Linked DNA regions of Homo sapiens: region 2 is linked to region 1. Evidence: chromatin loops called from intact Hi-C (ENCODE). Cell type or tissue: heart left ventricle. All regions are shown on one strand. Each heading gives the region's core, and the rest is flanking DNA. Links, peaks and the distances in the headings are about the cores only.

The links. Peaks named below come from ENCODE experiments on the same cell type or tissue, not always from the same donor. Only the 100,000 strongest peaks of a DNase experiment are listed, where the experiment ranks them.
Region 2: a loop joins it to region 1, with 3 times the contacts of the local background. A loop is called at or near these places in 5 of 110 quality-filtered maps.

The regions. Positions count from the first base shown.
Region 1 is chr15:85,324,322-85,341,758 of GRCh38, reverse strand. No RefSeq gene overlaps it. Among named protein-coding and RNA genes, the nearest start is that of MIR7706, 48 kb to the left of the region's middle. RefSeq lists enhancers at 4,142-4,643, 3,734-4,933, 10,060-10,369, 10,460-10,539, 11,222-11,391 and 2 more. In heart left ventricle, for the core only: a CTCF peak has its summit at 10,469; a DNase peak (open chromatin) is centred at 10,388; H3K4me3 peaks cover 959 bases; H3K27ac peaks cover 2,500 bases.
Region 2 is chr15:85,695,734-85,708,904 of GRCh38, reverse strand. AKAP13 (A-kinase anchoring protein 13) reads right to left here. Exons shown (of 37, transcript NM_007200.5): 18 at 819-886. Among named protein-coding and RNA genes, the nearest start is that of LINC02883, 56 kb to the left of the region's middle. RefSeq lists enhancers at 146-275, 1,248-1,557, 10,819-10,988, a silencer at 3,924-4,053 and a cis regulatory region at 10,903. In heart left ventricle, for the core only: no CTCF peak of the experiment used is centred there; no DNase peak of the experiment used is centred there; H3K27ac peaks cover 2,500 bases.

The DNA of each region.
Region 1 (17,437 bases), core at 8,992-11,491:
GACCTCGTGATCCGCCCGCCTCAGCCTCCCATAGTGCTGGGATTACAGGCGTGAGCCACTGTGCCTGGCCTTTTTTCTTTTCTTTCTCCCTGACTCTGATTGGTGCCAAGACCTCACTTTCCATCACCCCATGGGGTGTTGTGGGAGGGGCCAGTTTACTTCTGCTTCACACGGACTTGAGGAGGTGACTGTGGAATTCCTGGTAATCCCTAGCCTTGACTTCTGTGTTCTTGCTTCCAGAGTCCATCAGAACCACAGCTCAGTTTTGCAGCTTGGAGAATTCAGATGGACAAATGCCTTCACAGGAAAGGTGGCTTTGATGTTCCACTTATTTCTCTGGGTTCTTGCTTTCTCTTAGACTTGAGGCTGGAATTTCTTACCATCCTGTCAGCAATTTGATGCTTTTACAAATATGAAAAGAGAATTATCCAGCATGCTTAGTTATTTTCAGCAGGAGAGTTGGTCTAAATTACTAGTCCTTCAACTACAGGAAACTCAAAGTCCCAAGACTCATCCAACTTTCACAACAACCCTATGATGTAGATACAATTAACTTGATTTTTCCAATGAGGCAAATGTGATTCAGGGAATTTAAATAACTTGCAAAAGGTCACACAGTTAATAGATGATAGGGCCAAGCTTCCAACCCAAATTTCTCTGACTTTAATTTCCACATCTCTCCCACCATATTCCCAGGTTCACCACTCACTAGCTGTGTGGCCTTGGGGAAGTCACTTAACCTCTCTGTGTTTAAATTTTCTCATTTACAAAATGAAGGTAATAAAAGAATCAACATCAAAAAACTGTGCCAGTGAAATCAATTAGTGCATGTATAGCATTTATAACTGCCTTGCACATAAAAAGAACAAATATTTGCAGTTTCTAACATTATTATTATAGTTCTCTAGGGAAATCCAACTTGTCTACAAGCTGGAAGTTTATGACCTATGATCTATTTAGAGAATACTTGCCAGTCTCAATCTCTATCTCTCTGTCACACACACACACACACACACACAGAGAGGCACACACACATACACACACAAATTCTCTGTCTCTCATTCATTCATTCATTCACCCTTTATGGGCAGCCTTCAGTGTGTAAGGCCTTCTACACAGAGTACATTTACGTCTTGCAGAGCTTTGTGCCAAGGCCATGGGTTTCTTCCCACTCTGGAGTCTTGTTTTCCAAAGGGAGGAGGAACTTCCCTTCTGGTCTGTAGGATAAGAGAGGAGGCCTGTCTGAGTAAATAAATATTTTGGAGTTACAGTATGTGATGATGTCCTTTCCTGTTTTCTTCTCCTGTTTCTGTAGCCTCCTGGTACACAGTGGATAAACAGGGAGTTACTCTTGTGGAGGCTCTGCCACCAGGCCCTCACCTCCCCCAGATGACAGGAGTCCTAAAGCCTTAGTTAGTTGCATCTCTTTCTTTTTCCAAGTGTCAGCTACCTCTTTAGAGACTGCCAGACCCTCTCTGAAGATGACAGGCCAAACTCAGAGGAGCCAGAGAGTCATTCATCAGATGAAGAGGTGACTAGCCACAAATATCCATCAATTACTTGCCATGTGCAAGGAATGCTATGTTGATGTTGTGGAGGACGGGAAGGTTATCATGACACAGCTTTGTGATGAGGTAAGGAGCACAACAGCTCATAAATAATTTTCATTTAACAACAGAAGATTGTCATAAGGCAGTATTTAGGTACAAAGTGAATGAAATAGCTGTCGATGCAGTACAAGGGATTCAGAGGGGAAAGAGGGAAGTGTGTGTGTGTGTGTGTGTGTGTGTGTGTGTGTGTGTCTGTGTGTGTGTGTGTGGTGGAGTGTGAGTGTGTTTTGTGATTGGTGTCAGGGTCCCACTTGGGAGGCAAGTTGAGTGAGAACACCATCCATGGGATAGGGTGTGGGAAAATAGTGGGGTTTAGGGTCCAGGAAATACGGGGAAGGACTACAGGCAATATGTCTAGTTAGAGTACAAAGATTCTAGGTGTGAGCCATGGTCACAGTAGGTATTTAATCTGAAGGGTGGTTCAAGGCAACGCATATGAAATCAAGCGATGTCCACCTTGATCTTGTTCCTTTAAACCAGCTGGCCTATCCACGCACCACACATTTATTGGTAAGGCTAGTCCTGGATGCATTAATACCTTTTCTTTTTGAGACAGGATCTCACTTTGTAGCATAGGCTACAGTGCAGTGGCATGAACATGGCTCTTTGTAGCCTTGACCTCCTGGGGTCAGGTGATCCTCCTGTAGCTGGGACGATAGGCATGCACCACCACACCCAGCTAGTTTTGTATTTTTAGTAGAGACAAGGTTTCACCATGTTGCCCAGGTCAGTCTTGAATTCCTCGGCTCAAGTGATCGGCCCGCTTTGGCCTCCCAAAGTGCTGGGATTACAGGCGTGAGCCATGCCCAGTCCATCAACACCTTTCTAGTAATAATCTAGAATCCTTCACTCTTGCCCTTGAGAATAGGAAAGTGAAAGGCTTCCTAACTCAGAGACTTATTAGACGGTGAAAGTGGAAGAGTTAGCTTCTGGTCATTCAAAATAAACTGAACCTAACCTCTCTTGTTCCAGCCTCTGAATCCCAGGTTTCATAAAGCTTGTTTCTGTTCTTATACTACTTCCTGTGGATCCTTATTCCTGTAGATGTAATCTTGGGCCTGGATGAAATGAAGCATAAAGAAGGAGTCAAAGACAGTGATTAAGAACTAGGCGGGATGTGGTGGCTCACACCTGTAATCCCAGCACTTTGGGAGGCCGAGGCGGGTGGATCACAAGGTCAGGAGATCGAGACCATCCTGGCTAACACGGTGAAACCCTGTCTCTACTAAAAATACAAAATATTAGCCGGGCATTATGGCTGGCACCTGTAGCCCTAGGTACTCGGGAGGCTGAGGCAGGAGAATGGCGTGAACTCAGAAGGCGGAGCTTGCAGTGAGCCGAGATTGTGCCACTGCACTCCAGCCCGGACGACAGAGCCAGACTCCATCTCAAAAAAAAAAAAAAAAAAAGACAGTGATGAAGAACTAAGACCAAGAAAAAGGCTCATCCTAAGACCAAGAAAAAGGCTCATCCTGTATGATTCCCGGTAGGCACTGCAGAGGTGGGCATGGCTTTTTTTTTTTTTTTTTTTTTGAGAGGGAGTTTTCGCTCTTGTTGCCCAGGCTGGAGTGCAATGGCACGATCTTGGCTCACTGCAACGTGGCATTTTTAAAGTGTTGACCAGGGTGGACCATTCTGGAGTGTCAATGGCATAAAATAGTATTAGTATGTTTATTGTTTGTAAATGTTATCAAGATGTGATTCAATTGAAATCTTTTTTTTTTTTTTTTTTTTTTTTTGACAGAGTCTTACTCTGTCACCCAGGCTAGAGTGCAGTGGTGCCATTTCAGCCTCCCAAGTAGCTGGGACTACAGGCCTGCACCACCATGCCTGGCTAATTTTTGTATTTTCAGTAGAGATGGGGTTTCACCATGTTGGCCAGGCTGGTCTCAAACTCCTGACTTCAAGTGACCTGCCATCCTTGGCCTTCCCAAAGTGCTGAGATTACAGGTGTGAGCCACTGTGCCCAGCTTGAAATCTTTAATACTAATAATTCCATTATTCTGTTTGATGTTTGCATACCAGTTGGTGTAAAACACAAAGGTAGCTGCAGATCCAGTTGCTCAGTAGTTCTTAACCTTAATGCCACCAGCTGAGTGGTTGTGAGGTGTTTTCAAGGTACTTCTTTCTTGTGTTGCTTTGAGAGAAAGGATAAGGGAATGAAAATAGCAGAATGAGCAATGGAAAAAGGAGGGAGCGGGGTTTTAACCTTGGCCCCCAAGAGGCAGCAAAGGAAAAACAACACAAAGAGAATGAGAAATCCAGACAGTCATTGAAAGGAGAGGGAAACGCCTCAGGAAATGCAAGAGAAAGCAAAGGCTGTGGGGTAGGAAATAGATAGAGACTGAGAGTCCTAAGCATGAGCACTAAAGGGACTGGGGTAGTCTCAGTTGGAGACGGCAGCATTTTCCAGAAAGATTAAAGCCCATTATTACCTTTAGAAACAAAAAGGATGTTGGAAGCAGAGAGCACAGTGGTGTGACTGCCCTGCCGTGGTTCATGAGCTAGATGCCAGCCGAGGTAACATCCCCGGAGCAGGAGCTGAGAAGGGAAACATCCTCCACGTGGACAGACACATGCTGCAGAGCCTGGAAATCATCCCAGTGCAGATCCCTTTTTAAAAGCCCACAAAACAGTGCCTGGAGGTACATTTCCAGCAACTGACTAGGGGTTCAGGGTTGCAGCCGAGCTGAGCTGGGAGTCTCGATAGATTCAAATGGACCAAGCCTTTGACCAAAAGGAGAAGAGAATGCACATTTGTTGAGCACAATAATGCTGTGAAGAGGATGCTCTTACCTCCATTTTGCAGGTGAGCAAAGAGATGGAGTATACAGTGACAATACATTATTCATCCCTGCTCAAGGTCACACGTGAGAAAGTGTGAAGCTGGGATTCAAACCCCAGCCTTTCTGTCCTCAAGCCTCACCACTTACGTCATGCTGGGCATCGTTTCATTTTTTGAAATCTCACCTAGTGCCAACTTCTTTATATACTTTCTCTGAGCTATAACAGGATCCAGCCATGAGCTTAAGTGTCAGCATGTCAGCATTTCAAAAACCTGCCACTTCCACATGACCCTAACACCTAGAGCTATAATTGGGTAGGATCTCAGGGCCCAGGCATCTCTTTCCTTTTCTGATGATTTCATGGGGTGTGGGGGCAGGGAGCCCTGAGCGGATAGAGTCCAGATTAGGAAATATTTCCTTAACTGGCCCTAAGGCGTGTGCTCATATATTTCTTTCCTTATATTCATAGACTTATTTAAGAAATATAGACCCCAGAAGATGAACACACTCAATAGATTTTCCTTCTATTATTTGGAGGAATGATGTGATACAATTGATTTCTATCTTTGTTAAAACATTTAATTACATCTTTCATCTTAAATTATTTGAAAATAGAAGCATTTTTAATAAAAATGGCTGTATAGGGGAAAGTAACTAATATTCACTGTGAGCCTGTTTGTATCAGGTGCTTTAATCTAGATGATTTCCTTTACTTCTAGGGGGAAGGTATTACTATGGCCACTTCATAGAGAACGAAACTGAGGTTCAGAGACATTACCAAAATAGTAGGTGGTCAGAGCTGGGATTTGAACCCAAGGACACTTGAATCTTGACTAGGCAACATGTCAGGCTTTAAGAAGGAAGTCTTGGGATTAAAATAGAAAAAACATTTAAGGAGCTTAGGACAATATCTGGGACATAGTAAGCTTTAAATAAATGTTAAGTATCGCTACTGGTGTTATTATTATTGAAAGATGATCTGTAAGACCACCTTAAAATTTTTAAAAAAAATTTTGAGACAGGGTTTGGCTCTGTCATCCAGGCTGAAGTGCAGTGGTGCAATTGCAGCTCACTGCAGCCTCGACCTCCTGGGCTCAAGCGATCCTCCCACCTCAGCCTTCTGAGTAGCTGGGACTACAGAAGCATGTCGCCATGCCCGGCTAATTTTTTAAAAATGTTTTGTAGGGATGAGGTCTCGTTATGTTGCCCAGGCTGGTCTTGAACTCTTGGGCTGAAGTGATCCTCCTGCCTCTGCCTCCCAAAGTGCTAGGATTATAGGTGTATAACCACACCCAACCAAAGACCACATTTTAAAGAGAATCTCTGATGTATTAATTTTCAACCACATCTGGCAGACGAATGAATACCTGGAGATATGACAGTGATCATTATTCTGATGGCAACACTGGCAGGTTACATTTACACAGTGATTTGGGCTTTGCAGTCTTTCCATGGTATCCCCATTCCTAGGGAAAACGGACCATCCTACAGGATTCCAGGAGGCTATTGACTTGTCTTTTGATAGTCAACAGCTGGAAGGAAATACAGAGGGATTGTATGAGTTCTGAGTGCTGGCGGCAGTTGTAAAAATGCAAGCTCAGGCCTTCCTTGTAATTAGCAGAAAACAGTCAAAGGTCAGAGATAAGAAACAGAAGGGCTGAGTCCGTTGTGGGAAGCTCGTCTGGAACCCTCTCTGCTAAAGCATTCCCGAGGTTGGTGGAGAGGATCAGGGTGAGCTTCTTACTGACGACCTGTCTAAAAGATCAGAGGAACGGCTGATATTTAAGGAATTTTTATCTCCATTTTCCCCCTTGAAATTTGCTTCATGTGGGCTACTAGTTTGCTATTTCATTTTTCCGGTGTTTAGAAAAATAAGTTACATTTTGGCGACTATTTCCTTGCTCTGGCCCTTGCTCTTGGCCATGCTGTTTACCTTTCCTGCCTGAGCACCTCCTGCTGGCTCCTCAGGGCTTACTCAAGAATCTTTTTTTTTTTCCAGTGGCACAATCTCGGCTCACTGCAACCTCTGCCTCCCAGGTTCAAGCAATTCTCCCGCCTCAGCCTCCTGAGTAGCTGGGATTACAGGCATGCGCCACCACACCCCACTTTTTTTTTTTTTGAGATGAAGTCTCAGTCTGTCGCCCAGGCTGGAGTGCAGTGGCTCAATCTTGACTCACTGCAAGCTCCACCTCCCTGGTTCATGCCATTCTCCTTCCTCAGCCTCCCGAGTAGCTGGCACTACAGGTGCCCGCCACCATGCCTGGCTAATTTTTTGTATTTTTAGTAGAGGCAGGGTTTCACCGTGTTAGCCAGGATGGTCTCGATCTCCTGACCTCGTGATCTGCCCAGCTCGGCCTCCCAAAATGCTGGGATTACAGGTGTGAGCCACCACGCCCGGCCCCGCACCTGGCTTATTTTTGTATTTTTAGTAGAGAGGGGGTTTCACCATGTTGATCAGGCTGATCTCGAACCCCTGACCTTGTGACCCACCTGCCTTGGCCTCCCAAAGTGCTAGAGATTACAGGCATGAGCCACCGTGCCCGGCCTCAAGCATCTTAAGCCTCCCTGAACTGCTTGCTTCTCCTCCTCTCTCTCCCCAGTCTAGGCTAAGTACCCCCTCTCAAGGAGATCCCGGGCATGCTTCTCTACCTATATCATAGCCCATATTACTTTGAAGTGATGTCTCTTTCTGCCTTGAAAATATTTGGTAAGTGTCTGAATCTGCTTTTGGAGAGGAGCACCTGGGCCTTATATCCTTCATCAACAGAGCAACTGGTATGCAGTAAGTGCTCAAGAAAGAGCAGTCCAGTGGAAATGTCTCCAAAACAGAGTGAACCCATCTCTCAGTCCACCATGCAGGCGATAGTCAGAATCACATGACTAAAAACAACCTACGTCCAGTTTTATTTATTTATTTATTTATTTATTTATTTATTTATTTTAGAGTTCTCTAATTGCCAAATCTTATTTTGAGGGATAAAAAGCCAAAAAGGTGAGTCTGAAAATCTAGGTATAAATATAGATAAGCCAGGTGCGGTGGCTGACACTTGTAATCCCAGCACTTTGGGACGCCAAGGCGGGCAGATCACAAGGTCAGGAGTTCGAGACCAGCCTGGCCAATATGGTGAAACCCCGTCTCTACTAAAAAAACTACAAAAATTAACTGGGCGTGGGGGGTGCCTGTACTCCCAGCTACTAGGGAGGCTGAGGCAGGAGAATTGCTAGAACCCGGGAGGTGGAGTTTGCAGTGAGAAGAGATTGTGCCACTGCACTCCAGCCTGGGCAATAGAGCAAGATTCTGACTCAAAAAATATAGATAGATAGATAGATAGATAGATAGATAGATAGATAGATAGATAGATAATGACAAAATGACCACAGATGACAAGGATGAAAGTTTGGGTGATGGATTTTCTCTTTCCCAGAGATAGACTTTCTTGGACCTGCCTAATGTTGTCACTATTCATTTAATGTCCCTTTAGGTCAACAGCCAGAAACGGAGACAAATGCTGGCTTCCGTAGCAGCAGGCTGCCTCTAGCAGGTCTTTTTCCAGTTCTAAGCTGGGATCCAAGCCTGTTGTGGGCTACAGTATGCAGGATTTGCACTTCCCTGGCACATGGATGAGACACTGTGATCCCATTGGTAGCTGAAATTCCATGTTTATGCAGAAGAACATCTGTAGATTTTGTCTCTGGTACAGCCCAGTTACAGTCAGACTCGGTATTTAAAGAATGAAGCAAAGCAACCACAGAAAGAGATAAAATGGCAAGAACTCTCCGTCTGGAGTCTTTGTAGTTGTTTCAAATATGAACAGACAGGAAAAGAAAATAGGAAGATAGAGGGTGGGAGTGGGAAGAGAGATATGAGCATTTATCTACCAAAGCTGGCATATGATCAGTCCTGTGTCAGCTTTGGGGTAGAGAGAACCTAGACGATTTAGATCCAGATAGATGTGGGCTCCTGGCTCTGGCATGTGCATGATGATGCTGGTACAAGGTTATTCACTGCAACATTGTTTATAGTAGCAAAAGACGGGAAACAACCCTATGTCCACCAACAGAAGACTGCTCCATTAAATTACGGTATGTCCATGCAATGGAATATTGTGCAGCTGCAAAATGAAAAGAATGAGGAAGCTCTTTATGTGCTGGTAATGAAAAGATCTCAAGATATTTTGTTGATCTCAAGCTCTTTATGTGCTGAAAGAAAAAAAAGCAAGGCATGGAACGGTATGCACGGTATGCCATGTTTTGTGTAAAAATGGAGAAAAATAAGACTTTGTACTCTATTAACTGGAATATGCATAAAGAAATGCTAAAAGTGGCCGGGCGCGGTGGCTCATGCCTGTAATCCCAGCACTTTGGGAGGCCGAGGCGGGCGGATCACGACGTCGGGAGATCGAGACCATCCTGGCTAACACGGTGAAACCCCGTCTCTACTAAAAGTACAAAAAATTAGCCAGGCGTGGTGGCACGTGCCTGTAGTCCCAGCTACTTGGGAGGCTGAGGCAGAAGAATGGCGTGAACCCAGGAGGTGGAGCTTGCAGTGAGCTGAGATAGTGCCACTACTCTCCAGCCTGGGCGACAGAGAGAGACTCTGTCTCAAACAAACAAACAAAAAAGAAATCCTAAAAGTATACAAGGAACAAATGGTGGTTACCTGTGTTTGTGGCAAGGAGACAGATGGGGGAAACTGACAATCCGGGGGTCAGCAGACAGGAGACTTTGTATTGTATACCTTTCTACAGTTTTGATTTTTTTTTTTTTTTGAGCCAGAGTCATGCTCTGTCACCCAGGCTGGAATGCAGTGGCATGATCTTGGTTCACTGCAACCTCTACCTCCTGGGCTCAAAAGATTCTCCTACCTCAGCCTCCCCAGTAGCTGGGATTATAGGCACATGCCACCACGCCGGGCTGATTTTTGTATTTTTAATGGAGATGGGGTTTCACCATGTCGGTCACGCTGGTCTCAAACTCCTGACCTCAGGTGATCTGCCCACCTTGGCCTGCCAAAGTGCTGGGATTACAGGCATGAGCCCCCGCGCCTGGCCCCCTTTCTACGGTTTTGATTTTTGAATCATATGACTATATTACCTGATTACAAGCCAAATCAAACAAACAAGCATCATAGCTCTGTCATTGTTACCAGCTGACCCTGGCAAGTTACTTAACCTCTTCCAGTCCTACTTTCCACATTAGAGAAATGGGGATATTTATATTTGCCCCACCGGGCTGTGAGGTCACTGAACATCACTAACAATGGAACGTAGAAAGCACTAAACACAGAGCGGGGCGGGGTAGGGGGAATGGGTGCTCCCAAAGGGTGGGTCATACCCCTTCCCTATAGCAATGCCAGCATCTCTCAGGTGTTGTGTGTGATTGTCATGTGTTGGCTCACATTTCTCAAGAAGCACTTCAGGAGCCACTTTCTGCTGCTTGCCTTGTTGTGAATCTGTCCGAGTCCTCACCCCAGTTAAAAATGTCCAGTGACCTTAAGAGTTCAAGCACCTCTGAACACTCCTCTGGTAGGTGGGGCAAGCCTCTAGAAACTTCTGCTTCACTTTTCTGCTTGATTGATTTCTCCCCACTCAGCTCCCCCTGCAGAGTCAACTCCCACTCACCCTCCCGGGGAGCAGTCCCCGCCTCAGGTACCTCACTGTGACAGAAGCCGGCTCACTGAACACTGAACATTTGGACAGTATTTGGGTCCATTCTGTCTCCATCTCGCTCGATTGCCCTCTCTCTGAATCGGTTCTCTGGGCTTCAGAATCCTAGTGAAGTCAGAGGACAGTTGCCTCTCATCAGAGAACCAAAACCTTCTGCCCCCAGGCAGTGTCCCTTAGGAGGCCACTTGGCACATCCAGCTCTCCCTTGGTAACTTAGAGGCCCCGGGGTGCTCTAACTTCCAGGCTGGCATGTGATCTCCTGCAGGCCTGTGTAGAGAGCCCTCAGCGGGGCGGGAGGATGTGAGGAAAGAACAGAGTGTTCCAGGCAGAACAAAGCCAGCTGCAAATTTGCTCAGGCCCTTTCGTTTCTTCCTTGAAGGGACCAAGTGCAGCCTCTAGCGGCTGCTTCCGGACATGGTCATGGGAGTCAGACCTGTGGGACTTGTGGGACTTGTTCACCTTAAACTGGGCCACAGCTCCGGAGCCTGAGGAGGCAGCAGGACTTGCTGACATGGTTCTTTGAAAACCTTCACCAGGCAGAGTTGTGGTCTGTTCCGCAGGCCAGTGCATGAGTCAGACTGAACCTGTACCCCACGCAGCTCAGGTCCAGGGTTCAGGACCAGGCTGATTTCTGCAGTGAGCTCAGCTTCCTAACCCACAAGGGCGTGCAGAACTCCCCCTTGCTCCTTCCTGTAGCTGCGCCCTCGGCCCTACCCTCCTCCCCAGCAGATCTGTTCCCCACCTCGATTGTCATGGGCTGTCTGCAGCGATGGCAGGGGTTTGCAGCTGTTAGTGGCTGCTTTCCTTGAAGTTCTTCTTTGCACAGATCCTGAGACTTGATATTTGTTGAATGAACAACATCAATCCAATTTGAGTAGGTTGAAAGCAGACCTGAAGTTGAACCGGACCCATTCGCCTTAACTTATTTTCTAGGTTATTTAAAAACGTATATCAACTCCTCTTACAAATTTTGGTATTGTGGAATGCTATGTTGGAAATACTAATCAAATAGATCTCTCTTCTTTCATGGAACACCAGTATAAATTCTCTGTTCCCTAATGAAAACAAACAAACCCCCCAAACAAAAGCACCAAACACTTGAGCTCTCATAGGGTACATGAAACTATTTCAGGGGTTAGGCACGGCATTTCCTCTAACTCAAGGTGAATCCCTTTAGGGCACTCAAAGGGCTGCAGCACAGCATTTACTTTTTTCCACATATTCCTTCAAATTTCTGTTTTCTGTATTACCAGCTACCATCCACAGAGAGTCATAAATCCCCTGGAGGAGTCGTATGTGATCCCACGTGATTAACTTTGCATCTGTTTTGCAGCTGTTCACTCTGCAGTTTTATTTTGCCTTTTGGAAACCTCAGAGCAGTGCTTCTCAAATGTTAACGTGCATACGATGAATCACGTGGGCATCTTGTTAAAATGCAGAGTTTTGAGTCGAGGGTCTGGGGAGGGCTGAGATTGTGCACTTCTAAGGAGATGCCAGGTGGTGCTAATTCTGCTGCACTGGACACCACACTTAGAGTGGCGAGGTCACTAAATAATAGGAGCAAAAGGATCGTGAGAACACCGACATCAGTGAGAAGGAGGCTGGCTGCAGAGACCATGGTAGGAGGAGTTTTCCTTGGTGATTCTGCTCTTCTCTCCGCGCCCTTTCACTTTCCCTTTCCTTGTAAATATCCTTTACTGTGGTCTTTCTTTGATTAAAGAGAAACTGTGTGAGCAGAGCCAAAGGCCACGTTCATCTATGGGTAGCATCTATGCTTCTTCAGGTCGTCTGGGCTGGAAGAAAACAAAAAAGTTCTGCAGCCAGAGATAACTGAAACCAGTGAGACTTCTGCAGCTCGTGTGTGCGCACCCAGAAACAGACCCAAAGCCAGCAGTTTCAGTTCCCTCAACTTAATTTTACTAATGTGATAGAGAGGCAGCAAACATCTGCAAGGAACCAGAAATCCTTCCTTTACGTGTGCTGTAATCTAAAACAGTTTCTCAACCGTGGTGCCGCTGACATCTTGGGCTGCCTAACAGTTTGCTGACCAGGAGGCCGAGTGTCCTGTGCACTGCAGGCTGTTTGGCAGCATCCCTGGACTCTACCCACAAGATGCCAGCAGCACTCCCAAGCTATGACAACCCAAAATACCTCCAGACATTGCCAGATGTCAACTTGAGGGGCAAAATTGCCCCCTGGTTGAGAATTACTGGTGTAGGATAGATAAGGTAGAATCTGTCAGTTCTACAGAATGTCTACCTTCCCCATAGGGAAAGAAAGTTTTTTCTTCATACTTGTGGTAATTTCCAAACGTTTCTGTAATAAACATGTTTTACTTTTATAGTTAGAAACAACTATTTGGAAAAAGAAAATAAAATGTTTTAAGAAGAGTTTCATCATTCTCATGCTAGAAAAAAATATATATATATATACGTATTTTGAGACAGAGTCTCCCTCTACCAGGCTGGAGTCCAGTGGCGCGATCTCGGCTCACTGCAAACTCTGCCTCCTGGGTTCAAGCAATTCTCCTCCCTCAGCCTCCTGAGTAGCTGGGATTATAGACACCTGCCACCGTGCCCACCTAATTTTTGTATTTTTAGTAGAGACGGGGTTTCACCATGTTGTCCAGGCTGGTCTGGAACTCCTGACCTCAGGTGATCCATCCGCCTCAGCCTCCCAAAGGGTTAGGATTACGGGCATGAGCCACCACACCTGGCCCTTAGTGAACTGTTTCTCAGTGAGACACCACCAAGTGAAATTTCCAGATAAGTGAAGCTAAGTCATGTGGGTTTATATTCTGTGCTTCTTCTAATTCTTTCCGGCTTCTAGAGAAAAAGATCTGAGATTGTTCATATGCAGCAGGAAAGAACATCGTCTACCATGGGTTTGGGTGTAGGGTGGAGGTGCCATTATGCTTGCTGTGGATTTGTCTTTTTAAAAACTGAATTGCTATCTTTCCTTGCACCCCAACATTTGGTTTGCTCTTAATAAGGCGGTAACTGTGGTCTAATGGAAAGCACGTTGGCCTCGGGGTCTGAAGATCTGAGCTGGAATCTCAGCTATGCCACTTACTATGACCTTGAATGAGTGGGTCATTGACTCTCCCCTCCTGAGCTTGGACTATGAGCTATTCATTCCCAGCTCATAAGGTGTGTGTGAGGATTAGAGGAGATGACAGATGAAAACATCTACTTAGTATCCAGCTTATGGGGAGTGCTCAATCATTTATGTGCATTTATACAACCCTTATTTATTTATCCATCCAATAAGTAGGTGACATAAATCTGGGGGCAGGGAATATGATACTGTACTGAATACTTAGAAAATTTCCAAAGATGAAAATAGGGCCCTAAAGGGGTTTGTTCAGGAGAAAGGAAGCATCCTTTCCTTTAGGTCAAACATCCTCTCAAAGCGAAGGTATATTTAGAAGCCTTCAAACTGGCTTCCTGCACTAAGGGAAGAAATATTTGCATTTGTAGAGATGACTTATTAGGGAAGCTCTAATAAGTTCTCACAGTGTGGCTCCTTGATCAGCATCAGCATCACATGAGAACTTGTCAGGAATGAAATGACAAAGGCCAGCTCCTAAAACTCAATCGATTTGTAGGTAAAATACTCAGGCCCTCGCTCATAGGCTTGGTTCTTATCAGATGCTTTTAATCCATAGCAGAGAAAAAACAGCAAATAGGAAGTGAAGTGGAGCTATTAGAAGGTGGACCAATAAAGGCAGAGATAAGATGGCAATCGATGGAGAAAATTCAAATACTAAGTCCAGACTTAAGCTCTTTAAATGTAGGTAAACAGCAACATACTTCCTCAATAGCCTATGGTCATTACTTAATATTCTAAAGGGAGATATCTGTAGTGCTGGCCTAGAATCATCAAGAAAAACTTAAACCATGTTTTTGTGTTCTGTTTAAAATGGTAGGATGGTATGGATTTCAGAAAGACTTTTTTTTTTTTTTTTTTTTTTAGATAGAGATTCACTTTTCTTGCCCAGGCTGGAGTGCAATGGCGCATTCTTGGCTCACTGCAACCTCCGCCTCCCAGGTTTAAGAGATTCTCTTGTCTCAGCCTCCCGAGTAGCTGGGATTACAGGCATGTGCCACCACACCCAGCTAATTTTTGTATTTTTAGTAGAGATGGGGTTTCACCATGTGGGTCAGGCTGGTCCCAAACTCCTGACCTCAGGTGATCTGCCCGTCTCGGCCTCCCAAAGTGCTGGGATTACAGGCGTGAGCCACTGCACCCGGCCAGAAGACTTTTTTAAAATAAAAAATATACTTCAAATAACATTTGAGTACTTTAAGGAGTTAGCTTTACTTATTTGGGAATTTCACTTTGTGGCATGCTTCCTTCCCCCAAGAAACTGATCAATGAGGCATCACTGTAACTTGTTGAGGTCAAGTGCTATTTCCCATACTTTTACCCACTCCTGTTTGACCACACTGTAAGAACTCAATAAATATGTGTTGGTTGATTAAGCTTCCCTCTGGGCATTGGGAAAAAAAGGGGGTAAACTCAATTGTTTTATAGTTATCATGCTGTTGCCACAATGCCTGATTATTGCTTTTATCTTCAAAGCCCAATGTTCCCTGCTGATTTCTGTATTGTTTGCTTCTTTTCTTCTTTGCAGAAAATGAAATCTATGCATGGAGTGCAATCTTGCTGAGAACAATTTGTTTCCTTTCTATATTGTCTCTCCATGCCCTGCTCGCTCCCTTCAGGTACTAATCATAATTATAGTGCTTGAAGATTCAGTGAATTTCATCATTCCTTGTTACCAGCTATGAAAATCATTGATCGTTTCAAGGATTGGCTATTTGTTGAGAAGACTTATTAGGGAAGCCCTAATGAATTCTGAGAGCATGGTCCCTGGACAAGCAGCATTAGAATCACTTGGAAGCTTGTCAGAAATGCAAATTTTCAGGCCCCACTCAGACCTACTGAATTAGAAACACAAGGAATGGGGCCCAGCAATCTTGGTTAACAAGCCTGCCAGGTGATTCTGATGCCTGGTCAGGTTTGAGATTGGCTGTTCTGGAGTACCATCCTTCATCTCACCTCTTACTGTACCAAAGGAAGTGGAGTAGGGGTTGGGGAGACAAGTTGTCCTCAGTTCAGAATATTTGGAATATAAACCTACAGAGATAACTAAGCTTAGTAGAAACAGCACAGGCTGAGATAAACCTTGGCTTAAATTCTGGCTCTGCCTACATGTCTTTGAGCATAGCATTAATACACCCTAAAATGTTATTAACCATTTTGTGACTCAGTGTCCTTAATGCTTTGCAGAAGCTAAATGTTAGTTCTCTTGCCCTTATGTTGTTTAGGCACTAGAAGTGTTTCCACTTGGAAAAATGTGTCTTCCTATGAAAACCATATTTGGTGCCCAGAACCAAATGTATCTGAAATACTAACTTGGCTTTATACTTTAGGTATATTATGGGTTAAAAACACACTTAACAGGCTTTTGTGTGCTGGCTTGGGAACTTTATTATCCATTTATTTCATCATTTAGTCATGCCTTTTAAAAAGCACAATACAATTTCCCTATGGTGAAATATATTCCAAGTTCCAAAAATATAATTTATACATAACTTTTGTGACATGCTCTGTCCATTTGATGTCTCTATGCATCCATTATATCTTTAATGTAATCCAGATAGTCAAACTCAAGGAGCAGGGATTTGGAAGCTCCACAAAATGAGTATCTTTCCTCAATACTAGTAAATAGTCTTTGTAACTAAGTAAAACTCAAAAGCTGTGACTTGTTTTCACTACTGACTACGCTCAGCTGAAAACGAAGAATAAGACATTAGGGCAAACCTGGGCTGACTGAGGCATGGAAGAAAATGGAAACACAGAGTTTGGGCACCTGTTTGGCCATGAAGCCACGTCCATTGTCTCTAGGGTAAGTTCTCACTGAGCCTCCTAGCACCTTAGCCACCACATCATAAGGTGACTTCAATGCTGTAATTCAAGGGCAAGAGCTCTAGACTTTTGAAATGAACCACTCATATCTTTTTTTTTTTTTTTGAGACGGAGTCTCGGTCTGTCGCCCAGGCTGGAGTGCAGTGGCGCGATCTCAGCTCACTGCAAGCTCCGCCTCCCGGGTTCACGCCATTCTCCTGCCTCAGCCTCTCAGGTAGCTGGGACTACAGGTGCCCTCCACCACGCCCGGCTAATTTCTTTTTGTATTTTTAGTAGAGATGGGGTTTCACCATGTTAGCCAGGATGGTCTCGATCTCCTGACCTGGTGACCCGCCCGCCTTGGCCTCCCAAAGTGCTGAGATTACAGGCGTGAGCCACCGCGCCCGGCCCATATATATATTTTTTTTTTTCTAAGAGGAAATGCACAAATGGTGAGAAGAGATCTCAGCTTTTGTTCCAGATCTGTAAGTTTTCTCCTCTTTAAAATTGGCCTGAGCCAGGCGTGGTCCCAGCTAGTCGGGAGGGACCTGTAGTCCCAGCTAGTCGGGAGGCTGAGGCAGGAGGACGGCTTGAGCCCAGGAGTTTTAGGCTGCAGTGAGCTATGATCACACTGCTGCACTCCAGCCTGGGTGACAGAGCAAGATGTTGTCTCTAACAACAACAATAACAAAATTGGTCTGTGAAAATGTAAATGAAGACTGCTAATTTGTGTGAAGCAGTGTGGTTTAGTAGGTAGTGTGTGCATGAGAGGCAGAGGATCTGAGTAACCCTGGCCTTATTTCTTGCACATAATCTAATTTTTTTTTTTTTTTTTGAGATGGAGTCTCGTTCTGTTGCCCAAGCTGGAGTGCAGTGGTGTGATCTTGGCTCACTCCAACCTCCACCTCCTGGGTTCAAGCGATTCTCCTGCCTCAGCCTCCAGAGTAGCTGGGAATACAGGTGTATGCCACCATGCCCAGCTAACTTTTGTATTTTTAATAGAGATGGGGTTTCACCACGTTGGCTAGGCTGGTCTCAAACTCCTGACCTCAGGTGATCCACCTGCCTCGGCCTCCCAAAGTGCTGGGATTACAGGCGTGAGCCACCGTGCCTGACATAATCTGATCTTTGACAAGTTATGTAACCTCTTTCAGCCTAAGTTTTCACATCTGTAAAGGAGTAATAATAATATTAATGATACTCAACCTTCCTAATTCCCAGGGCTATTGTTGTAAGGAAGAAATAAGATGATGTATGTTAACATCTTAACCAGTCTATACGGACATGGAATATTTATCTAGGAAAAAAACCTAGAAAGCCATCAAGTGGAGCTTTTTCGACCACAGGGGGCTCTTTTGATAGCAGAATGAACAGGAAGTAACCACAGATGGAATGGACTTGCATAATGAGAGAGATTTTTTCCAGCCAACATTTAACCCTTTTTCCTGCTTACAGCCAATGA
Region 2 (13,171 bases), core at 2,728-5,227, 370 kb before region 1:
GGGGCTCAGTAAGTTGTCTTTCAATAAGCCCTCGAGTTGATTCTGATGCACATTCCAGGTTGAGGTCATGGCACTAGATAACTGTGTTTGGTGACTGACGAAGCACACAGCTCATTAATCATCTGTGTCGACGAAGTTGGAAAGCACTCCTTTGACAAGGAATGAAGAGACACTTACAGGCGACTAGAACATTGAAAACCTCACAGGCTACCTAAAAGGTATGGCCCTTAACCCACACTTTTTTTTAAGGGCCACTGGGAAAGCATGATTACATAGCATACATGCTCAGGGCAGATACCACCATAAAACAGGCACTTTCTATTCTTACGTCATGTGATCAGAGCCACCTATATTACATACCTGAGGAGAAAAGTGCTACCAGACAGGCTGGGGCTAACCATAACACCCTCCCCACCCCCACCAGCAGGTCAATGCCCCTGACCTCCACCTGCTGCCCTGATAGTCCTGAAGGAGGAAGACAGGTGTATGAACAGCAGGGTAGGCCTGCAGACGTAGTTAAGAAGAAAACCACTTTAAGAGCAATACGGAAATATTAAAATCACGAAGAAATGTATATTGAACGTGAAGAAGTTCTGAAAGCGTTTTCTTTTCTGAAAGTCTAATTCTCCAGTGTTACTCAAGAAGAAGATTGATCGCTTAAGAGAAAAAATATTTTTTAGTTATAATTTGTTCTCAAAGTTGGTACCAAATGATTAAAATAAACAAAATCCACCACAACCTCAACTCTCCCAACTCCCGAGGATTTTGCTGGTTTAAACCCTTTTATTTTAAGCCTTGTTTTAGCCAGAAAGTCTTACCTTCATTTTGACCTTTGCACAGGAGGCTAGACTTTCTCGGCAGCCTTTGTGGACAAAAGCACTGCAATCTGAAAAGAAAGCAAACCCAAGGTCACATGGACAAAGCAAACAGATCCCAGATTCTGAGTTTCCACTGCTGCCACAAGTGGCCTCTGAATTTCAAAGTGAAGTCACTCACATGTGAGAATGTGACTGAAATTACACACTGCAGTCCTCTTCTAGGAAGCAGGTCTGTGATGTTATTTGGAGGAGGAAAAACACGAGCAGATGTGATTTTTTTTTTTTCGGTGTTTGTGTCTTTATTTGGAGACCAGGAGACAGATTACAGCTTAATGAGAGGAACAACGACTCAAGTGATCTGATGGGAAGGGTGAGTTTCCTGGCCCTTAGGAAGCAACAGATGTGATTTCTAATCAACAAAAACTAGTAAGTCTGGAACTTTTCAGACAGGAAGCTGAGAGGCTACCAAAACTAAAAGTGAAAGTGTCTGCCATCAATGTGTAAGTCTAAATTACAAATAAATACATTAATAAAGCCCCTAACAGGGGTTACAAAATTTGTATGACTGTAATAAAGCACAGAATATAAAATCTGAAAAGCTTAACTACGCTGGGCTTTTTGCACCCCATTCTCTGAGACAGGAACCACACATGAAAGGTCACTGGAACCCCCACATGCACCTCTGGGAACTGTGACTTAAGAGAAAATGGAGACTTCTTGAAAGATAAAGCAGAAACCACAATTTGGCAAGGACAGCATTTTATCTCAATTCCTTTACTTTTCACTCCCTTGGCCTACAAGGGCCACTGACGTAAAAACCCAAGCCTCTGTGTCTCAGAAGGCTTACCATCAGCTCTCAGCGCTGCTATAAAGTCACATAACAGAACTGTTCCAGGAAGCCAGAGGTAAAGCAGAAACAAATGAAAGATCGGCCTGTGGGGACACTCGAGGAGACACTCTCATGGGAAGGGCTCACTCAGGAAATCAACCACAGATACCATTCACTAGGCAATGCCTCACAGACTGATTCAGGAAGCATCACAGGTCCTGTCTACATCAACTCACCAGTTAAGGGCCAACATCTCTTTTGGGCCAACATCTCTTTTAGCCCAGACACATGGATTTGTGGGGGACTGGAGTGATGATGGGGAGGGAAGGAAACCAGAAAGGAGACTGCTAGAATCCCAGACCTCAAAGGCCTATTCCATGCCTTTTGTAACACTTCCTTTAACACCCACTTGGTTCACAGGTCTCCTCCTTAATACCACTGGCACAGTGTATTGAGACTCTCTTAGGTTTTTCTCTATCCCCTCTCTGGGGCAGGGACCATTCACCCACTGCTGAATCTTCAAATTAAGACTCTCCAGCATAGTGCCTAGCTCATGCATCCTATTCAAATGCTCCTCTCTCGGCCCTACTATGCCTATTTAAACTAAAATTAGATGAATGCGCTGACACAGCCTTGATTACAGTATGTCAAACATCAATTTAGTAACACAAAAGGACAAACAGCTGTCAAACTAAATTTGACGTAGGTCCTGGCTCTGCATGTATGTATGTACTAGTATGACCCTAGTCCCTTCTTGACAGGCCTCCGTTTCCTCATCTATAAAATTAAAAAGGAGGAATCACATTTTCCCCCAGGTTCCCTCTGCTGTGATTCTATCAGATGGGTAAGTGAGTTTCAGGCTGCTGGACCCACAGCAAGAAGCATAACAAAGTGGTCGAGGCAAACGGCTTTATTTATTTTCTAGTAAGCCAAAACATGTTTCTGCCCATCCTCACGAGCACTATTCTTACTCAGGGTGTATGGTGCACCTCCCCTCCTCTGCCACAGAGATGCCCAGGACTTGCAGCTGGCATGCTCCTTTCTGGTTTCTTCCTCTCCCATTAGTTGATCCATCATATCCTTCCCATGCACAGACTTGAAAGCCCACCCCACTCAAACCCTTTCTCTTCACAAATCCCCACTCAGCTAAAGTCTTTCAAATACATCATCTTTAAGTCCATTTCTCTTTCCCTTCTACAGAAAAAGTATAAAAAGACTATGAAAAGGCAAAGTCAATGATTAGTAGATCTATGTTTTTCAGCGTGCTGAATCCTCAATATATAATGCTGAAGAGAATAAAGCAAATTACAAAAAGAGGTACTGTATGGTAGTATTTATGTAGGTTAAAAACAAAAACAAATTATATGTTGTTTATGTATGAAAATAAATTATAAAACACAGACTACGAATGCACTGAATTCATGACAGTCCTTGTCCTTGGGGAGGAAGGAAGATGCATGGGGCAGGGAAACAAAGGGGAATCTGAACTTAACCATAATGGTTTCTTAAAAAGTGAAACAATCTGAAGCCGTCTGACAGAATGTTACTATGTGTTCATTCTGAATCATGGACACATATGTGATAAATTACCTATGTATAATACTTTGTATTAACATTTTTCAAAATTAAAAAAAATTTTTAATTTTTAAAAAATCATCACACTCTAATGTCGTTCAAAGTTCCTTGGATTTGCTTATAAACATTTCCATATCCTTTTGCATAATCCATTTATCGCATCTTGTGATAACTTAAAGATAAGATTTTATTGTCTTATAATCCAGTTAAAAAAGTATATTTTTTTTCTTTTGTTTTATTGAAAATCTATAATATTTTAGGCACCTAAGGGCAACACAGGAGGTGGCAGATTTGCTGGAGAACCAGCTACTAATTCTGATCTGCAAAAGTGACCAAGAACACTATGGGCAGAATTTGTTTCCAAGTTCTGTTCTTTCTGTTCCTTTCTTCCCAACCAGTTCCAACACCCTACAGAGATTTAAGCAATGATGATTTTTAAGGGAGTGGCACTATCACGTAAAAAGGTTTCAGCAATATTCAAACTCTCAGGCCAGTGTTTGAGTGTCTGAGATGAACATAGAAGCAGAAAAAAATCATTTAAAATGTGCTTCTAGTAAAGAACTTTTCACATAAATTCACTTTTAATTAATTGAAACATGTCCCCAAACCCACAACCCAGCTGGAAGTTTAACACGCTCTATATTATGGTCATGAGTTTTCTCTTAGTGATAGTTTGCATGGACATCTCCTTAACATGCTGAAGTACCTACTTGAAAAACACTCAACTTGTTTCCAAGTTGTCCTGGACTCAATTCACAGTGACAGTTTTAGAGCTGTGCGTGGGTGATTTAGAAACTTCAGCCCCACTGACATCAGCCAAAGTCATGAGACTAAAATCTTACTCTCTGTTTGGGAAAACAGAAAATTACCAAGAACACAAGAATTGAAGACAAATCTAATACATTTTTAAGCTCTCTGCCACAAACCATACCATGTTGTTATGAAGATCAGAAAATAATTATCTGGCCTTTTATTTATTTATTTGATAGATTTCCTAATAGCAGTAGGCAATATGCTTTCATTTTTTAAAATTCTTCAAAAAGGTCTCAGCACAGTGGTTTATGGGAACAGAGCTGATCCCTAATCGGATTCCTCTGTACCTAAAACAAACAGTCCAGCCTTCAACTTCTTTCTTTGCTACAAGGAGGCATCAAACCAAAGAAAATGAAGTTAAACCCACATGACTGGAAACTATCATCTATCTATTGCTGTATCTTTTTTTTAACCCATGCCACCAACCACCACAGATCTTTGGCGAATGGTTATATACTATGTGTTTTTTATCTTTCGGAAGAAAAATAAAACAAACCATTAGCGAGGCTAACTTAAGAAAATCAACTTTATACAATGATAAGAGGAGTGGCCATGCCAAACTGAAATGAAATGACAGAATATCAAAGGACTGCCTACACAGAAACGAGCCACCTTTGGGAGCTGAGTCATATGCAGCCAAGGCTCTGACAAAAAAGGTCTTCCAGTACTTCAGTTCATTGATCATCACTTGGGAATAGGCTGAAGACTTCTGACTGTTCTGCCTACAGATGTGAGCAGCAAAATCTAACTGGGAAAAATGACCTGATTCTTCTCCAGGACACAAGTTGAGGAATTACCTTTAAGGATAGAAATGCACAACTTTCTCCTATCATTTCAACTCTAACCAAGAAAATGAAAATAAAACAAAAAACAGTTAAATATGAGCAAATTTAGAAATGCATGCTACAAAATTCTTTCTGCAACTTTAAACTTCTTGTTTAAAATCTTTAACAGAGACCCTGTCTCTCAAAAAAAAATTATTAAATATATGTGTGTGTATATATATATATATATATTTTTTTTTTTTGAGATGGAGTCTTGCTCTGTCACCCAAGCTGGAGTGCAGTGGTACGATCTTGGCTCACTGCAACCTCTGCCTCCTGGGTTCAGGTGATTCTGCTGTCTCAGCCTCCTGAGTAGCTGGGATTACCGGTCCATGCCACTACGCCTGACTAATTTTTTGTATTTTTAGTGGAGATGGTATTTCGCCATGTTGGCCAGGCTGGTCTCAAACTCCTAACCTCAGGTGATCCACCCGCCTCAGCCTTCCAAAGTGCTGGGATCACAGGCGTGAGCCACGGCACCTGGCCAATAAATAAAATCTTTGGGGGATTTGAGACATCGCCCTATCTGGACTAAGAGTGCTTATATGCAAAAGGCATGTGAGATGTTCTTGGTAGCTGGTGTAATAACCACAGTGCTGATGTACAGAACAAGAAGAAAGCCACAAAAAAGAGCCAAATCATCTCAGCTGAAGTAGCCCCAGCAGCAGTTTTCGTAACAACACTGGTAAACAAAAATGAAATAAAATGAAAGTATTCTGCTTAAAAAAGAATTGCCTTTATTGCTTAGGGTCTTTTTTTACCTTCCTTTTCCCTAAGTAATAAACTTCCTTCCTTTAATCAACTATATGTATTTTATTCTCTCATATAAGCAATGAACTATAAATGCCAGAAAACTGTCTAGAGGGCAACTTTTCTGATGAAATCAGAAGTAAAATCTAACCATCACACACATTCTAAATTCTTATGTTTCCTACTTAGATTGCAGCTGGTTTACTTGTTTATTTTTTATGTAAAAGAAACAACCTACCACAAAAGTACTGAAATGCTGCTAGCACAACAGAAAATAAATCAGCAATAATCTCAGTATCATTTTACATCTGTTTAAAGCAAGCAAAACAGAACCACTGGCAAGACCCCAAAACCTGAACATAACAAATTCCTTATTCTGAAAGACCCCACTAAGTCACTAAGCTTTTCAAAGAACAAATTATTTGTGGCAGCTGGAAAGAACAGCTGACTATTCAAGGACAGCTTTACATAATAGAGAAATAAGAGTTGAAAAGACATTCCTCTATTAACCCTGTTAAAGTCACCTAATCCTAAAGCAAGAGTAGCGTTTTGGCTGAGATAAAAAGTCCCAGTTTCTTGTATAAACCATCATAACATATCATCATGATGGACTATATGGCTGATCTTTCTAACCACAAGTCAAAGGTGACTATGCAGTGCTGAGGGTATGAAGCTCTATCCAGGGGTCAGCCAAACAGGGTTACACTTAACCACAATGGGAAGCCACTGTCTCCTAAGAGCACAAAGGTTTCCTAGGAGGTAAACGACTAACTGCATGGATGCTACATTTCCTACGACTCCTGGGAAGATCCTGGACATGAGACGCGATGGAGGGAAGTGACGAAAGATTCTGCGTCCCCAAATTACTCATATTTTCTACTTCCTGCCAAGATAACACATGGGACTTCCTACATACAAACATTCAGCTTCTTCAGGAAGCTGAAGATAATCAGCCCATTACTTTGGTTCCTTTGAGAAGATGACTACATACTATTTTGTTGCTTTCAATCCTTTTCACTCCTTTTGTGTGTGTGTGTGTGTGTGTGTGTGTGTGTGAGTCTTGCTCTGTCACCCAGGCTGAAGTGCAATGGCGCGATCTTTGGCTGACTGTAACCTCCGCCTCCCGGGTTCGAGCAGTTCTCCTGCCTCAGCCTCCCAAGTAGCTGGGGATTACAAGCGCCCACCATCATGCCCAGCTAATTTTTTGTATTTTTAGTAGAGACGGGGTTTCACCATGTTGGTCAGGCTGGTCTTGAACGCCTGATCTCGTGATCCACCTGCCTTGCCCTCCTAAAGTGCTGGGATTACAGGCGTGAGCCACCGTGCCTGGCCTACCCCCTTCTTTTTATAAGAGGCAGGCTGCAGACTGTCTTACATAAACCTTAATGCTATCACCAGATGTTGAGACTATTTCTACATTACTTCTGGAGTAGGGTGGTATGCAAATTAAAGAATGTATTTTTGAAACTTAGTGCATATTAGGGTAACAGTCAAGCCCAACTTAAACTATTCCTTTTTGCTGTCTGATACTTTTCAGTTTAAACCTCAAATATAGCCAGGCATGGTGGCTCACGCCTGTAATCCCAACACTTTGGGAGCCTGAGGAGGGTGGATCACCTGAGTCAGGAGTTCAAGACCAGCCTGGCCAATATGGTGAAACCCCAACTCTAATAAAAATACAAAAAAAAATTAGCCAGGTGTGGTGGCGTGTTCCTGTAGTCCCAGCTACTTGGGAGACTGAGGCAGAAGAATCGCTTGAACCTGGGAGGAGGAGGTTGCAGTGAGCCGAGATTGCGCCACTGTACTCCAGCCTAGGTGACAGAGTGAGACGCCGTCTCAAACAAACAAAAAACAAAAAAAACCCCTCAAATATGTTAACTCTTTTTCCTGGTTTTTGCTGAGCAGGTAGAACTAAGATAATCTCTGATATTTGATTAGATCAAGCCATTACCAAAAATCAAAGAACAACTAGCAAAGGTTATTATGACCCCTGTCCCCACCGACAGACTTCCCAAACAGAAAAGACTTTAGTCTAGTGATAACACACTGGACTTCATGAAATAACGTGCCTCCAGAAAAAGCAAATTCCTTGGGTGACTTCATATTAAAAAAAGTCCCATTCCACTTATAAACACTATTAGCACAGAACCAGTAGCCAATCCACTATTTCACTGGTTTTCCAAAATACTAGAAAAACTCTAAAAAGTCTTATATGAAATATTAATATACTGTGTTCAGATATGTAAAACAGTACAGATTTATTTTGAGTTGCAATTTTAATATTTACTTTCAAAGTTAATGAGAACAATGAAGCAGCTGTGATGAACTAAAAACGTGAGGTCAGAGGTGCATGACATTCGCAATTCACTTACCTACCACAACCTCTAATTTCTTTATTTAATTTTGAGTACATGACACAGAGAACATCTTAACGTTCTTCATGTAGATAAATAACCAATATTAGCAGTTTTTTTTTAATGGCTTGCCTTGCAATCACAGTATAATCTTCAATTAATTAGAGATGGAAGGAAAAATACAAATGAATAGGTAGGCTGATAGCTAAAGCTGATATGTTGATGTTAAAATTTGGGAATTATACCTTTAAGAAGGTACGTTTTTATGTAGTTTTAAATATACACAAATTCAGAAATCTGTGGAGCTTCCAAACACCTGACATCCTGAAAGCTACCGCCCTATCCATTAAACTAATTACTACACAGAAGTGTGGCTGAGAATCTCAGACCCTCAAACCTTTCCTACAGTTTTCCCCAGTCAATACCAAACCCTACACAAGTGATTCTCCACGGGTACCTCTGGCATCGTTGGGCAATGGAAGTCTCCAAGAGGTAACCCAGATCTTGCTCTCCAGAGGCGGTTCTAGCACATACGACACTGATAGCATAAGGAGTCTAATAACTTGTGGTGTCCTAGCTATGTGTGCTTCATCATCCAGGGAGTCCAGTAAAAGAGAATTTCTATCATGTTTAACAGGAAGACATATCAAGAAAGCAAAAATGGGCTTAGGATGCCTGTGCATTCTCCTACATTAACTGAATATTTCTGCTATCTGATAAATTTATTATATGCCAGTTACAGGTTTAATTCTGAGTGATAGTCTAATGTAGACAAAGACTTAATATAGCCAAAGAGGGCAAATTTCAACTATTTGTAACCTAGAAATAATGTATATACACAAGTCAATGGCAATACAAGGCTAAATATACACTGGCATATATTAGACAACTTCTTTTAGCCTGAACTTAAAATTGCAAAATTATCTGGAGCTAGTCATGGAAAGGTACAGCCACTCATTATAACCATAAGCCAACGGTTCTTAAATCTATTGTCCTCTATAGCACAAGATTCTTTGGGTCTTCAAAAAGACTGTCTATAACTTTCAACCTTAAATCTCCTGATAATGTTTCACATCACAATCCAGAACTGAGAGTTGGTAGATCAACTATACTACTTCTGATTCAAGCTGGTGCTATCAATAACAGTGGTAGAACAACTCTCCTCAAGGCTTATAAGCTTACTCTGTTCTGGTAGTAATTCTGCTTTGTCCATTAAATTCTCAAATCAAATACCAACTTATTTTGTGCCTTCATCAGAGATCAGCTGATAAATAACTAGAAAAACCTTTGAAACTATCAGTGGTCCAATATTTACATTTTGTTTTTAGACATACAAATAATATGTAAGTACATTCTCTAAAAATTCAAACAATCTAAAAGAATAAAATAAAGAGTCCTCTTCAACTCCTTTTCTCCTTATTTCTCTTTCTTCAGATTGTTAACAGTTTGGTGTATAGCCTTTCAGATATTTTTGTAAAAAGAATTTTTTTTTTTTTTGAGATAGAGTTTCACTCTTGTTGCGCACGCTAAAGTGCGGTGGTGTGATCTTGGCTCACTGCAACCTCTGCCTCCTGGGTTCAAGTGATTCTCCTGCCTCAGCCTCCTGAGTAGCTGGGATTACAGGCATGCACCACCACGCCCAGCTAATTTTTTGTTTTTTAGTAGAGATGGGGTTTCACCATGTTGCCCAGCCTGGTCTTGAACTCCTGACCTCAGGTGTTCTGCCCGTCTCAGCCTCCCAAAGTGCAGGGATTACAGCTGTGAGCCACCATCCCTGGCATATTTTTGTAAATTTATATAAACTGTTTGTTTTCCATAAACTAGGATCATGCTGTATATATTGTTCTATTTACTGACTTTCCAACTCATCAAAATGTCTTGGAGAGCTCTGTCTGCACCTGCAAATCTCTCCCAGGGCTTGGCACACTATGGTCCTTGGGCTGAATTAGGCCCACAGCCTGTATTTGTAAATTTTTTTTTTTTTTTTTTTTTTTTTTTGAGACAAGGTCTCGCTCTGTTTCCCAGGCTGGAGTGCAGGGGCTCGATCTCGGCTCACTGCAACCTCTGCCTCCTGGGTTCGAGTGATTCTCCTGCCTCAGCCTCCCAAGTAGCTGGGATTACAGGCGTGCACCACCATGCCCAGCTGATTTCTGTATTTTTAGTAGAGACGGGGTTTCACCATGTTGGCCAGGCTGGTCTCAAACTCCTGACCTCAAGTGATCTACCTGCCTAGGCCTCCCAAAGTGCTGGGATTACAGGCATGAGCCACCGTGCCAGGCCTGTAAATAAATTTTTATTGGAACACAGTCACATCCATCGTCTATGGTTGCTTTTGTGCTACAAGGACAGAGTCCAGTAGTCATGACAAAGACCTGATGGGCTGCAAAGCCTAACATACCATTGGTTCCTTTGCAGAAAAAGTTTGGCAACCTCTGATCTGTCCTATATTCTCTCTCTCCTTTTTTTTTTTTTTTTTGGAGACAGAGTCTTGCTCTGTCACCCAGACTGGAGTGTAGTGGCTCAATCTCGGCTCACTGCAACCTCTGTCTCCCAAGTTCAAGCAATTCTCCTGCCTCAGCCTCCCAAGTAGCTGGGATTACAGGCACTGCCACCATGCCCGACTAACTTTTGTATTTTAGTAGAGATGGGGTTTCACCGCATTGGCCAGCTGGTTTCCAACTCCTGACCTCAAGTGATCCGCCAGCCTCAGCCTCCTAAAGTGCTGGGATTACAGGCATGAGGCACCGTGCCTGGCCCTTATATTCTCTCTTTATTATCAGCCTATCCATCTATATACTATACAAAATATACTATATTTTATGGATGGATATTTAAATTGCTTTCAATTTTTCCAGAATATAAACAAGTTCACAATAAATAAGTACGAAGGATCATTTTAGAATTCCTTTTTTTAAGCCACTGTGGGTGCCTGACTCATATTGATATTCAATAAATATTTGTTGACAAACTGCTTTTGTATGAATCACATATCAAACACAGTAGCTTGCAGAATTCAGTCAAATGAACTTTGTTGATTGACTTCATATAAGATCAAGGACTTAAGGGTACAATTATTTATGATTAAATGTAAAAAACAAATCCAGTGTGAAGTCATTAAGACTTTCTAGACTGAAGCTCTCCCCTTACTAATGCAGACAACAGAGTAGAAGCCATCTTATTCCTTTATAAACAATTATAAATCAGGACAATATGCTGAAATATTTGAAAAAATCCATGAATACCTTTCAATGACTATTTCCATGCTTTAAATTTTACTCAGTTGTTTTTAAATCTACCCATTAGTTGTTACGTCTTTTTCTTCCATTATAGATTCTATTCGTTTCATCCTTTTAGTAATTTTCTTTCTTTTTTTGAGATGGAGTCTCGCTATGTCACCCAGACTGGAGTGCAGTGGCGCGACCTCAGCTCACTGCAACCTCCGCCTCCCGGGTTCAAGAGATTCTCCTGCCTCAGCCTACTGAATAGCTGGGATTACAGGCGCACGCCACCAAGCCTGGCTAATTTTTGTATTTTTAGTAGAGACGGGGTTTCACCATGTTGGTCAGGCTGGTCTTGAACTCCTGACCTTGTGATCCACCCACCTCAGCCTCCCAAAGTGCTGGGATTACAGGCGTGAGCCACTGCGCCCGGCCCCTTTTAGTGATTTTCAACATCTCTTGCTTGTACATCCCCTAATTCTTCCTCATGGTGGTTTACTTCCTTATGTGGCATCTATGTATCTTTTATCATGAGCTCGGCTTCATAGGATTTTATTCCTCCTGCCGTAGCCTTGGGTATACTGATTTGTCAACCTAACCCAATGGAGCAGTTCTACATCTGCTACAGGCTGGGTCCCTCAAGGATCTGTCATTCCTAAACTGGAATTTCATGTAACCTCTTGTGAAAGTTTCTTAGCCTGAAGTTCTAGCACATACAGACGGTGTAAACTTGGACTCCAGATTCATCAATTCTCACTCAGGGACCTGGGGAGACTGTAAGGTTCCTTTCTGCTTCTGAAGGCCACTGGGTAGAATTTTCCAAGGCCCTTCATCATGGATGTTAGTCTTAAAACAGCATTTCTTATACAGGGGTCTCAGTCCCAGCTCCCACTACATACCCTGAGGCCGCATATCTTGACCCCAAATGAGGGGGCATGCTCTTTACTGCTCTGAGTTCCCTCAGGAATTTTCTATTTGGCAGGTTCAGCTATGTATTAATTTTTTAAAAAATAGATTTTATTTAGCATTTTATATTTTATAGCAGAAGGCAGGTATCTAGTCTGCTTTACTGATGAAGTTCCCTGAATATTAATTTCATACTGCCAATCAAGAAATACAGCCTCTTCCCGTTTTTCTGAGATCAGTGCTCTCCAAAAGAAGAACTGGCACACTGCAAGGAGGGATGTAAAAAACAATCCCTTGGAACACAGGAGGAAGATTTTACAGCTCTTATTTAAAATGACTCCTTAACGTAGAAGAAAAATTGAGTTAATGTCTAATTGATAAGTGGGTGCCTCGCTCAGTCTTTATGTTAGGCAGCCTCACTTTATATGTGACACTAGAGGTTTCTTAAGGGAGCGGGGTATTCTTCACTCAGGAGATGGGCTGGGCATGCATAATCCACATTTGTTTACTTTCAGCATGTTGTGATGAATGGAAACATACAGGTATCCAATAAAGTGGGCTTATGGATTATATTACCTGGTTTCCACTAAAATCAAATGAAAATGATGAGAGTTACACAAATTCCTTCAAAGAAGTCATGAATCAAAGACAATACTAATCATACTAATAACTAACCAGAAAACAAGAAAATGGCAATTCTGAGACTTATTTTTAGAATGAGCTCTTGGAAAGTATGGCACAGTAGGACTTGTATGTAATTTTTATGTTATGTATGTATCCTATGTGAGTATGCTAAAAATGTTTTAATAATAGGTGAACATGCTATAAAATGCTTGGTGATTACTGCTCTAGGCAACCAGGTTATTCCAGTACTAAGAAGCTAACTGTGTCCAATGGCTAAAAAACTAAACTATAGACCTCCGACTGGTGTCCCAGAAGAGTCCTATTAGAACCTGGGTTCCAAAATAAACACTGGAGGAATACTGAACAGTGACAGTCTCTTGTTTCCTAGAGGTTACATGAAATTATTATTATGTGGTAGTGGCTCTCAATGGTCTGGTAAGTCACAAATGAAGGATGACAT